Linked DNA regions of Homo sapiens: region 2 is linked to region 1. Evidence: chromatin loops called from intact Hi-C (ENCODE). Cell type or tissue: heart left ventricle. All regions are shown on one strand. Each heading gives the region's core, and the rest is flanking DNA. Links, peaks and the distances in the headings are about the cores only.

Region 1 (5,386 bases), core at 314-5,313:
TCGAGGTTTTTTTAATTCCAATGGGTTGGCAGGGGAAGTTGTCGGGCTTTTCAGTGACGAAAACTCCTCTGCATGTGTGCCCATAAAACATTAAATGAGAAATACAGTTGCTAGAATGCCCAAGTTAGAAACTGAGAGCTAAACATCACAATCCGGATGTTCCCCACGCATTGGGACGAAACCTCTTGGACAAGATGCTGCACTTAGGAGCCTCAGTTCTTCTCCTGCAGATACTCCACCTCAGCCACTTCCGACCCGCCCGACTATCAACATTACAGGGCTAGGTTCCGTTAGTCAATATTTAGTGAGAAAAACTCTAAAAAACGGCGATGAATTGGAGAAAATCTTCACAATCTATACCTCCAACAAAGGACTAATATCCAGAATCTACGAGGAACTCAAAGGAACGGTGAACAGTTTTAATCACCATTATTACGCCCGTACTTAGCCGGAAGTGTGTCTGTCCAATTCCCATCCGGCCGGACTTCAGACTGACTTCCTTTCAGGCGTTCTGGAGAGAATGCGCGTGCCCTTCTCTCCGGATTCTGTGTACCCGGAATCTCATTAGTCTACTGATTGGGAATCGCAAGCATCAGCCAGGCACAATGGCAGCTGAACACTGATTTGGTATCAACGTGTTTGTGCTGAATCCCTCATAAACTGGGAAGATGTTTCTTTCTTAGGATCCCTCGCAGACCACAGCTTCCTCACAGGTACCCGATGGAGAGACAAGAAGTGTACACAGCTGACATCCAGCCTTCTCTCTGGCTGATTCAGGCGCTGAAAGCCACGTGGTCATCACGGTCTTCTGAAGATTATTAATGAGAAAGCCACTTAGAACAAAGCCGTCCACAGTTATAGTTCTTTCATCTTGAAAACTAACAACACAAGGTCACTGCCCTGGAGGACTCCTTGAAAAACTGACACTTGTCCATTATGCAAATTCTTTGTTGATTGTTGTTGGGTCCAGAGTCTAGTTATGTAGGGAACTAGAGAGAAAAAGAGAGAGAGAGAGGAGAGAGAGGGAGATAGAAGAGAGAAGAGATTTGAAACCCATCTCACACCCTAAATGTGGGCAGGCTTGCAGACAGATATCTTGGAACTACGAGGTAAACATGGTCTAAATCCCCTGTTTTGGGAAGATAAGTGCTCAGAGTTCTGTAAGCTAAATGCACACTGCTGAAATGTGATTGAAAACTTTGTGATGTGAAGACTAAAAATCACAAGTAGGAGGCAGGCAGTGTTTAATCTTCTGCTGGATGACAATTCAAGATAGACTGATAGAGATACCTGCTGCCTGATAAACCAGTCAATACTGTAGATGGTAGATATTTGCAGTCAACAGGCCCTGGGAGCAGGGAGGGGGAGCTGGGGACCACAGCATTACTATACTGCAATTCTGCTCCCAGCTCCTTGCTAAGGAAGGCGAGACCTATAATTTGCTGCATTATGTTATCATACTATGGATCGAAAAGCATTCAAATCCTTCCAAGTAGACCATGTTAATCCTGTACATAGGCGTTCTTCGGCCACGTCATTGTCCATTGCAGACGGCACATGTTAATCTATCCTAAAAGTGAAAGTGAAGGGTGGTCTTTGAAAGAACTCTCTCTCATTCTAGAAAAGCCAGGTTTTCAGGCAGAAATTTTTCTGGTTTGTCTGTACTTTAAATTCTTAGCTTTTTTTTTTTTTTTTTTTTTTCAAATACACTGGCAGGAATATACACCAAACACTCACAAAAGAACCAGAGAAATCACTGGTTCTGGCCAAATGAGTAGAACACACACACACACACACACACACACACACACACACACATACACACATACACAGTGACTAAAGCGGGATAGTAATGTGTCTAGAGTAGTTTTCAGAGTATGTGTGTGTATGTGTGTGTGCGTGTGTGTACCTACATGTGCATATCCCTGGTAGTGCATTACTGCTGCACTTATTTGGAGGAAATTTGAGAAAATGTCTTTGAACATGGTTGTCTTACTGGATTTCATTTATTAAATAATTCACCAGGCTTTTCTTCTGGAAAAATGTCCAACTGTAGCAGACAGAAAGGAAGCCAAGAGAGGGTGTTTACAGCAAGGAGGGGCTATGAAATATCTTCACTCCAGGTTCTTTATGAGGTAAAACCGTGTCACACCACACCACTATCCCTGTTGCAAACTGTTCATCTAATTTCCCTCTTTTTTGGGATATTTTGTTTTCCCCTAAATGTCAGAGTTTGCTTGGGGAAAAAATATTTTTGGTTGTTTCTTTGGAAGCTTCTTGCAGTATGCCTCCACCTGCTGGAAGGAATCAGGCATGTTGTTAGGTGCAGCTGCAGCCCTGCACGTTCAGAGCTGCCTATTTCTGTGTAACTGAAGAAAACAGAAATTATAAATCTATAGAAGAGATGTTTACTTATAAATGTTTACTTATAAATATCACATGTAAATTAAATGCTATGCATCAACCTACCGCAAAGTTGTATAGTCAATGTATTTTTAATATAGTTTGAAATGAAAATAACTTCATTTTAAGGGAAACAGAATTTATGATGATGCAAGTAATCCAGGATGTCGATCAAAATATACCCATTTAAAGGTAAGGTGAAATGTAAATTGTGGTATTAAAGTTCCAAATGTTAACAAGTATTTTCATTTCCCCAGCTGCAGTGTATCATTTTTATCAGCAATTGGAAGCATGCTGCATGTTTGACTCTGTGGACTCCTGCTTTACACAACAGAACATTCCGATGGTGTGCATGTGCCATAGTACGTATAGAAATTCTAAGAATTCATATAATTTACCTGCTAAATCAGGGACTATTACAGTCTGCTGTGTAAATTCACATTTTGGCACTCTTTAAAAAGTGGATTATTATTGACCCAATAGACCATAACAGCTCCAAAGAAGCCGTTACTGTACATCGTGTAAAGCCTTCGTGGTGTGTGTTTTATTGAAGCTCTGTAGCTGTCGGGATCTGCTTGTCAATCTAGCTGCCATGCGCGTGCACCAAATGCATTGCTAAAGATGCCTTGTAAATTGAAGCTTTAGTCAAATTACCCTTGTTCTTGTCCAATAAGCCATGGTATAAAATTGGATATTTCCACTGCAGTTTCTTTCTCCACCTCCAGAATTCTATTTCCCTGTATTTATAGAGGTTGAAATTTTGAAATGTGGATAAGGGAGTGGTGATTTGATTTCAAGTTTCAAAAAAAAAAAAAAAAAAAAAGCAGGAAGAAAATTGAAGACAGTTTTTGCTTTGCATGAAAAAACATCTCAAAGAATGCATGAATTTACCAGCTTCCAGGAGGCTGACAACGGTCACAGTGAGATTTCTCTACTTTAGGCTTTTGGGAATCCAAATAAGATTTTTATTTAATTTTCTATGTGCTAATTTTGTGTTTTTCCACCTGTCTGTCCTCTTCTTTCATTTAACAAAAAAATGAACATTGGAACATTTGTCAGGAAAAAAAAAAAACTTTTTAGTTACTTGTACCTTCAGTAAAAATAAAATAATACTTTGAGGTCTCAAGCTGTAGGTGCAGCACTTTCAGTGTTTTCCTGGGCTGGTGAGAGGTTTTGGCAAAGCCGTCCTGACACCCACACAGCATACACAGCGTGTTTGTGATGATGATTAAGCCATTTGTTAGTCTCTTCCTGATATGGCTGAAGCCATGCAAATCAGCATGGATTCCCAATCCTCAGAGACAGGGTATGTTCTAGAAAGCAAGCTATGAACAAAAAGTTCAGGCTGGATTACCTGAAGGAGATCCAGGCTTAATGTCACTAGGTATATGTCCTTACTTTCTGGCCGAGAGCAAACATTTGGTAAGTTTCTGAGCTAGGAAGAAAATGCTTATGGAACCGTGGTTTTAAAAACATACAGTCAGCAGAACATATCCGCTTAGAGACCAATATTTCTTCAAGTTATAGAAGAAAAAAAATAGGAAGGGTAAGATTAAGTGCTGTACAACTTTGTTCTTTCCCGTAAGAAATAGTAAAAGCTCATATTTTTATACTATGTTATTTCAATCTATAATTGTTATAATTGATAGCTTAAAATCCTAAAGTTCAATGGTAATGTGACAAATGGGAGATAGAGCTAGAGCAAACTCAATGAGGTATTTTTTTAGTTCCATATCACGTCAGATAAATGGATAGAGAGTTAAGAACCGCAAATTTCTAAGAAATCACCAGCGTAATTATCTTAGGAAAATATAGTTTATTTTCATTTTGCAAATATCTGCTAACCACTGCATCACCCCTCCTGTGCTCAAGAGAAAGGAGCACAGTGTGTCCCCCTAACACTGTGGAGTAAAGCATGAGAAAATTCTTTACGCAGCCCTGCCGTAACAAATCTCAGCTGGTCCTCTGCTGTCCTCTGGGGAGAATGCATTTGAACTCATCTCAAAAAGCTGGTTTTCTACCCTGGAGGTCTCCGATGGCTACTGCGAGAAGAAAGCCATGTCCCGAAAGCAGTGATACAGATTGGCAGCCACTGCAGAGATGCAGAATGTCGAAGAGTGTGTGTGTTGTAAGAGATTCTTAACCCCTCCCTAGCACCCATAGGGGCAGTCCACAGCCTGCAGCTTGGGCGGGAGGGGGTTAATGCGGGGCAGCTGCCTGGCGGGGACCAGCTGAAATGGATCAGCTAGGAACCAGCCTCCCCTCTGCATTAACCCTCGAAGGGATGCAGAGGCCCAGGACAGAGGCCAGCCTGCTGTGCTGCACCTCGGCCTCATTTATTCATGGGAGACACACGCGCGTGTGTGCATACACACACACACACACAGAGAGAGAGAGAGTTCATTTTACCTCCTGACCCCTTCTGCCTCTTGTCCTGATTTGAATGAGAAGTTATATTTCTAAACACAGTGCTTTCTCACTGGGCTATTTTTGTAATATAGTATGCTGAGTTGCTGCCTTAAAATTATATATATATATATATATATGCACACACACATGCACACACACAACAGGCGTGCAGACCTTACAGGCTGATGATTCTGCCTCTTGCCAAGGGAATTCCTGGACAGACACTGCTCTGAAAGAAAAACCCTCTGGTTTTGGAAGTCTGGCTGGGCAAGGCAGGCGGAGGTCATGGAGGGGCCGGCGTGATGGAATCCTCGGTGCAGCTGACTGCGCAGCCCGACACTGGCGTGGACACTGGGACGCGTCATGCAACATCCAACCAGAGCACACTCACGAGGACAAACATGGGCCCACCTATTTACCATCAGAAAAACAAAATCATGCTCTTTCACTTTGAAAGAAGGGGGAAACTGGAAAGTTATTATTTGAAATAAAATGGAATTTTAGGATAATTATTTTCTTTAATATCCCTTTTATTTCCCTGTTTTTCATTTGAATTCTGGTCTATCCCGCATAC
Region 2 (5,386 bases), core at 71-5,070, 370 kb before region 1:
GTTCTTTGATAGCCTTGCCAGGTTTACTTTGAGCTTTTTGTTTGTTGGCCCTTTATTGGTAGAAAGCCTTGGGAAGATTGTCTTAAAAACAAACAATTTTAGAAAGTCACTCTTCATTAGAATGGATTGCTAAAAATCTGAATATTTTAGATTGATATTTCAGTCTGCTCGAAACTCATTTAAATTACTTGATAGTTAAATACATGTAGACTGTATTATAATTTTATCAAACCACTGCTCCAGGTTAACCTAATTGTTTTGAAACTGGTGCTTTGAACATTCAATCAGGACAAAATTTATATTAGGCTAACCTATGAAAAGAAGAAATGATTTGTCTCTGGAAATTACCAATTTATTCTCACTAAACATATCCAGACACAGTGTAGCCAACCTAGACAACCAATTGGCGTGCATTTTGCTAGGAGTGAGTATTTGGACTCTGATCTTCAAACATTTCAGTCCCATGATTCAATGAGTCTGAGGCAAAATCACATGAATTTGGGTATTACATGACAACAGATTGCATCTCCCTTCTGACCCAGCTAGTTAAAAATACAGTTATCCTGTGTCTGTGCAGATGCTTCTGTAAACAAACCCACTGCACTGTCAGTCGTATAAAAGTATAGCACATATAATTATGCACAGTGCACAACACAGGCACACCTTGGAGATATTGTGGGCTTGGTTCCGTACCACTACAATAAAGCAAATACCACAAATTTTTCATTTCTCAGTGCATATAAAAGTTAAGTTTAAACTATACTGTAGTCTATTAAGTGTGTAATAGCATTATGTCTAAAAAATGTACATGCCTTAATTTAAAATGTTTTCTTGCTAAAAATTGCTAGCAATCATCTGAGCTTTTAGCAAACCATAATCCTTTTGCTGGTAAAGGGTCTTACCTCAATATTGATGGCTGCTGACTGATCAGGATAGTGGTTGTTGAAGGTCAGGGTGGCTGTGGCAATGTCTTAAATAAGACAACAGTTAAGTTTGCCACATCAATCGACTCTTCCTTTCACGAAAGACTTCTCTGTGGCACGCAATGTTGTTTGATAGCATTTTACCCACAGTAGAACTTCTTTCAAAATTGGAGTCAATCCTCTCAAACCCTGCAGCGACTTTGTCATCTAAGTTTATGTCCTATCATAAACCCTTCATTGTCATTTCAAAAATGCTCACAGCATTCTCATAAGGAGTAGATTCCATCTCAAGAAACCACTTTCCTTGCTCATCTATAAGAAGCAACTCCTCATCCATTCAGGTTTTATCAAGAGATTGCAGAAATTCAGCCACATCTTCGGGCTCCACTTCTAATTCTTGTTCTCCACCACATCTGCAGTGACTTCCTCCGCTGAAGTCTTGAATGTCTCAAAGTCATCCATGAGAGGTGGAATCAAACTCTTCAAAACTCCTGTTAATGTTGATATTTTAACTTCCTCCTACAAATCATGAATGTTCCTAATGATGTCTAGGATGGTGAATCCTTTTCAGAAGGTTTTCCATTTACTTTGCCCAGATCCAACAGAGGAATCACTCTCTGTGGCAGCTATAGCCTTACAAAGTGCCTTTCTTAAATAGTAAGACCTAAAAGCCAAAATTACTTCTTAATCTATGGGCTGAAGACTGAATGTTGTGCTAGCAGGCATGAAAACAACATTCATCTTGTACATCTCCATCAGAGCTCTTGGATGACCAGGTGCATTGTCAATGAGCAGTAAATCTCAACAATGGGCTTAAAATATTCACTATACTGTACAGTATAAACTAAACTCTAGTGTAAACAGAAGTGCTGTCATCCAGGCTATGTAAACCCATTTCTAGAGCACAGGAAGGATAGATTTAGCATCATTCTGAAGGGTTCTAGGATTTTCAAAATGATAAATGACCATTGGCTTCAACTTAAGGTCACCAGCTGCATTATCTCCTAATAAAAGAGTCATCCTATCCTTTGAAGCTTTGAAGCCGACACTGACTTCTCCTCTCTGGCTATGAAAGTCCTACATGGCATCTTCTTTCAATACAAAGCTGTTTTGTCTACACTGAAAAAGCTATTGTTTAGTGGAATGACCTTTGTCAATGTTCTTAGTGAGATCTTCTGGAGAACTTGCTGCAGCTTCTCCATCAGCACTTGCTGCTTCATCTTGCATTTTTATGTTATGGAGGTGGCTTTTCTCCATCGACCTCATGAACCAACCTCTGCTGGTTTCCAAAGTTTCTTCTGCAGCGTCCTCACCTCTCTCAGGCTTCACAGAATCGAAGAGAGTTAGGGCTTTGCTCTGGATTAGGCTTTGGCTTAAGGGAATGTTGTGACTGGTTTGATCTTCTATCCAGATCACTCAAACTTCCTCCATATCTGTAATAAGGCTGTTTTGCTTTCTTAGCATTCATGTGTTCACTGGAGTAGCACTTTTACTTTCCTTCAAGAACTTTTTTCTTTTTTTCAGAGAGAGTCTTGCTCTGTCGCCCAGGCTGGAGTGCAGAGGCATGATCTCTGCCCACTGCAACTGCCGCCTCCCAGATTCAAGCAATTCTCCTTCCTCAGCCTCCCGAGTAGCTGGCATTACAAGAACTTTTTATTTGTATGCACCCGAGGCCCGGGTTTCAGCCTCTCTCAGCTTTCCACATGCTTTCTTCACCAAGCTTCATCATTCCCAGCTTTTATTTTAAAGTGAGAGTTGTGCAACACTTCCTCTTATTTGAACCCTTGGAGGTCATTATAGAGGCATTAATTGGCCTAAATTCAATCTTGTTGCATCTTGGGGAATAGGGAGGTCCAAGGAGAGGGTGGGCCAGCAGGTGGAGCAGTGAGAACACACACACAACAATTATCCATTAAGTTTACCGTCTTCTACGGGCCCGGTTCGTGGTACTTCAAGACAATTGTAATAGTGACATCAAAGATCACTGATCACAGGTATCCACAACAGATATAATAATGATGGAAATTTCTGAAATATTTTGAGAATTACCAAATATGGCACAGAGGTATGAAGTAAGCATGTGCTGTTGAAAAAATGAAACCAACAGACTTGCTCCACGCAGGGTTGACACAAACCTTCAATTTGTAAAAAACCCAATATCCATGAAGCACAATAAAATGAGGTATGCCTGTACTTGACAACAATCATAAACTACTTTGTTATTGGTTTATGTGTTTACCATAATATATTTTTAATCTTTATTTTGGGGTGTACCCCTTCTACTTTTTTTTTTAAGCTGACTTAAAACAATTTCAGGAAGTCTTTCAGGAGGTTTTCTAGAAGAAGGCACTGTTATCACAGGACACAAAAGCTCCAGGCATGTTATTGGCCCTGAAGACCTTCCTGTGGGACAAGATATGGAAGTGGAAGGCAGCGATATTGATCATCCTGATCCTGTGCTGGCCTAGGCTAATGTGGATTTTGTGTTTTAAGTATTATTATAAAAGACTCAAAAAGTTAAAAAAAAAAAGGCTATAAAATAAAAATGTTACAGCAAGCTAATATTAATGTATCATTGAAGAAAATGTTTGTGTATATTAGTATAGCCTAAGCGTCCAGTGTTTATAAAGTTTACAGTAGTGTAGAATAATGTCCTAGGCCTTCACATTCACTCACCACTCACTCACTGACTCACCCAGAGAGCTGCTACTCCTGCAAGCTCCATTCACGGTAAGTATTCTATACAGGGCCACTATTTTTTTTTATCTTGTATACCATATTTTTATTCTACCTATTCTGTTTAGATATATTTAGATACACAAATACCTACCATCGTGTTACAGTTCCTCACAGTATTCAGTAGAGTAACATGCTATACAGGTTTGTAGCCTAGGAGAAATAGGCTACGCTATATAGCCTGGGTATATAGTAGGCTATATCATCTAGGCCTATATAAATGCACTCTAGGATGCTTACACAACAACAGAATCATCTGACAATACATTTCTCAGAACATATTGCTGTTGCTAAGCCATGCGTGATTGTATGTACTTACATAGGAGACAAGACAATAGGTACAAAGTTATCTCTACTACTAGAAAGCACAGTGCAGCACACTCATAGTCTCTGGATGACTTCTAAATCTCTCTAATGAATATTACATATGCACGTATGTAGCTATTATGTGCATTTGATAACATATAAGGACCTTGCTCATAGCATGAAGTTACCAGCTGTAAAATATATTTTATCAACTTGACCGAGTTTCAGGTATTGCCACACCATGGTCTAATAACTGGATAAACGCTACTCTGAGACCTACCTTGTAGAAGAATAGGAATTTGCCACTGTTTTCAACAGTGCTCACGGCATGGGCTAGAATTCGGAACATCCAATGGGAATTCCTCATTTGTGTAAAATATTATTTTACCACAAGTACCTACTATCCCTGGGTTTAAAACACCAGAAGCCCTCCAGCTGCACAATGTCTGGCTTAAAAGCCAAGTGCATTAAAAGTCAGATGCTGTCGGTCCTTAGGTCTTGAAGCACAAAAGAACTCAGGAGAGAGCTGCCCTGAACCATACCTGTGCCTGCAGGCACATGACTTCAGGTGACTGCCTCCAGGCGCTCGCCTGGAGGAAGTTGCTGGAAGTCAGTGCAAATGAGAACTGCTTCCTGGGAGCAGAAAGAAACATTCAGGATCCTCAAAGGCAGGGATGCATTTGTGGACAACATTTGCACTGGGTCAGGCCAATATTATTCCAAAACACTTTAATCCATTGCCTAGAAACTTGGACTTCCGTTTGCAACCTGTGCACCACCATGAGAAGAAAATAGAAAAAAAACCCAGCTGCTTGTACATCTGTGTTAGTTTTAAAACAATATTTTAAAATTTGGCGGTTTGAGTTTTCTAAGGAAAAGGATAGTTCAGTAATAGATCCTAGATTGATGCTGCTCTTTTTTCAAAACAAAACAAAACAAAAACAGAAGCATAATTTGCAGAGTAAAATTCACTTTTTTAGTGTATTAATGTATAAGTGTTAACAAATGCATAGACCTATATCCGCTAGCACAATCAGGACATTCTAGAACATTTCTGTACCCTCACCTGGGGAGTCATAGCTCCTCCTGCTCCCAGCCCCAACAGCCAGGGATCTGTTTTCTGTCCCCATTGCTTTGCATTTTCCAGAATGTTGTATAAATAGAATCCTCCAGCACACAGGCTTTTGAAACTGGCTTTTTTCACTTAGCCCGTGATTCACTAGAGATCCATCCATGCTGCATGTGCTGTGATGTCTTCCTTTTCATAGCTGAGTGCTATTCCTTCGTATGGTTATACCACAGTTTGTTTGTCCATGCACCAGCTGAAAGGCATTTGGGTGGTTTCTTGCTTGGTGAAATTATGAATACAGCAGCTGTATGTTTTGTGAGAACATGCATTTTCATGTCTCTTGGGTAAATGC

The links. Hi-C counts contacts between places; a loop is a spot of excess contacts. Peaks named below come from ENCODE experiments on the same cell type or tissue, not always from the same donor. Only the 100,000 strongest peaks of a DNase experiment are listed, where the experiment ranks them.
Region 2: a loop joins it to region 1, with 8 times the contacts of the local background. A loop is called at or near these places in 22 of 110 quality-filtered maps.

Annotation. Positions count from the first base shown.
Region 1 is chr18:76,254,799-76,260,184 of GRCh38, forward strand. It overlaps LOC105372210 (a long non-coding RNA gene), which reads right to left and starts at 462. Exons shown (of 4, transcript XR_935654.3): 1 at 1-462. LOC105372209 (a long non-coding RNA gene) reads left to right here. Exons shown (of 6, transcript XR_935653.3): 2 at 1-1,109; 3 at 2,026-2,135; 4 at 2,661-2,765; 5 at 4,340-4,531; 6 at 5,019-5,321. In heart left ventricle, for the core only: a CTCF peak has its summit at 2,292 (motif pointing left); no DNase peak of the experiment used is centred there; H3K27me3 peaks cover 808 bases.
Region 2 is chr18:75,882,126-75,887,511 of GRCh38, forward strand. No RefSeq gene overlaps it. Among named protein-coding and RNA genes, the nearest start is that of LINC01898, 170 kb to the left of the region's middle. In heart left ventricle, for the core only: a CTCF peak has its summit at 2,795 (motif pointing right); no DNase peak of the experiment used is centred there.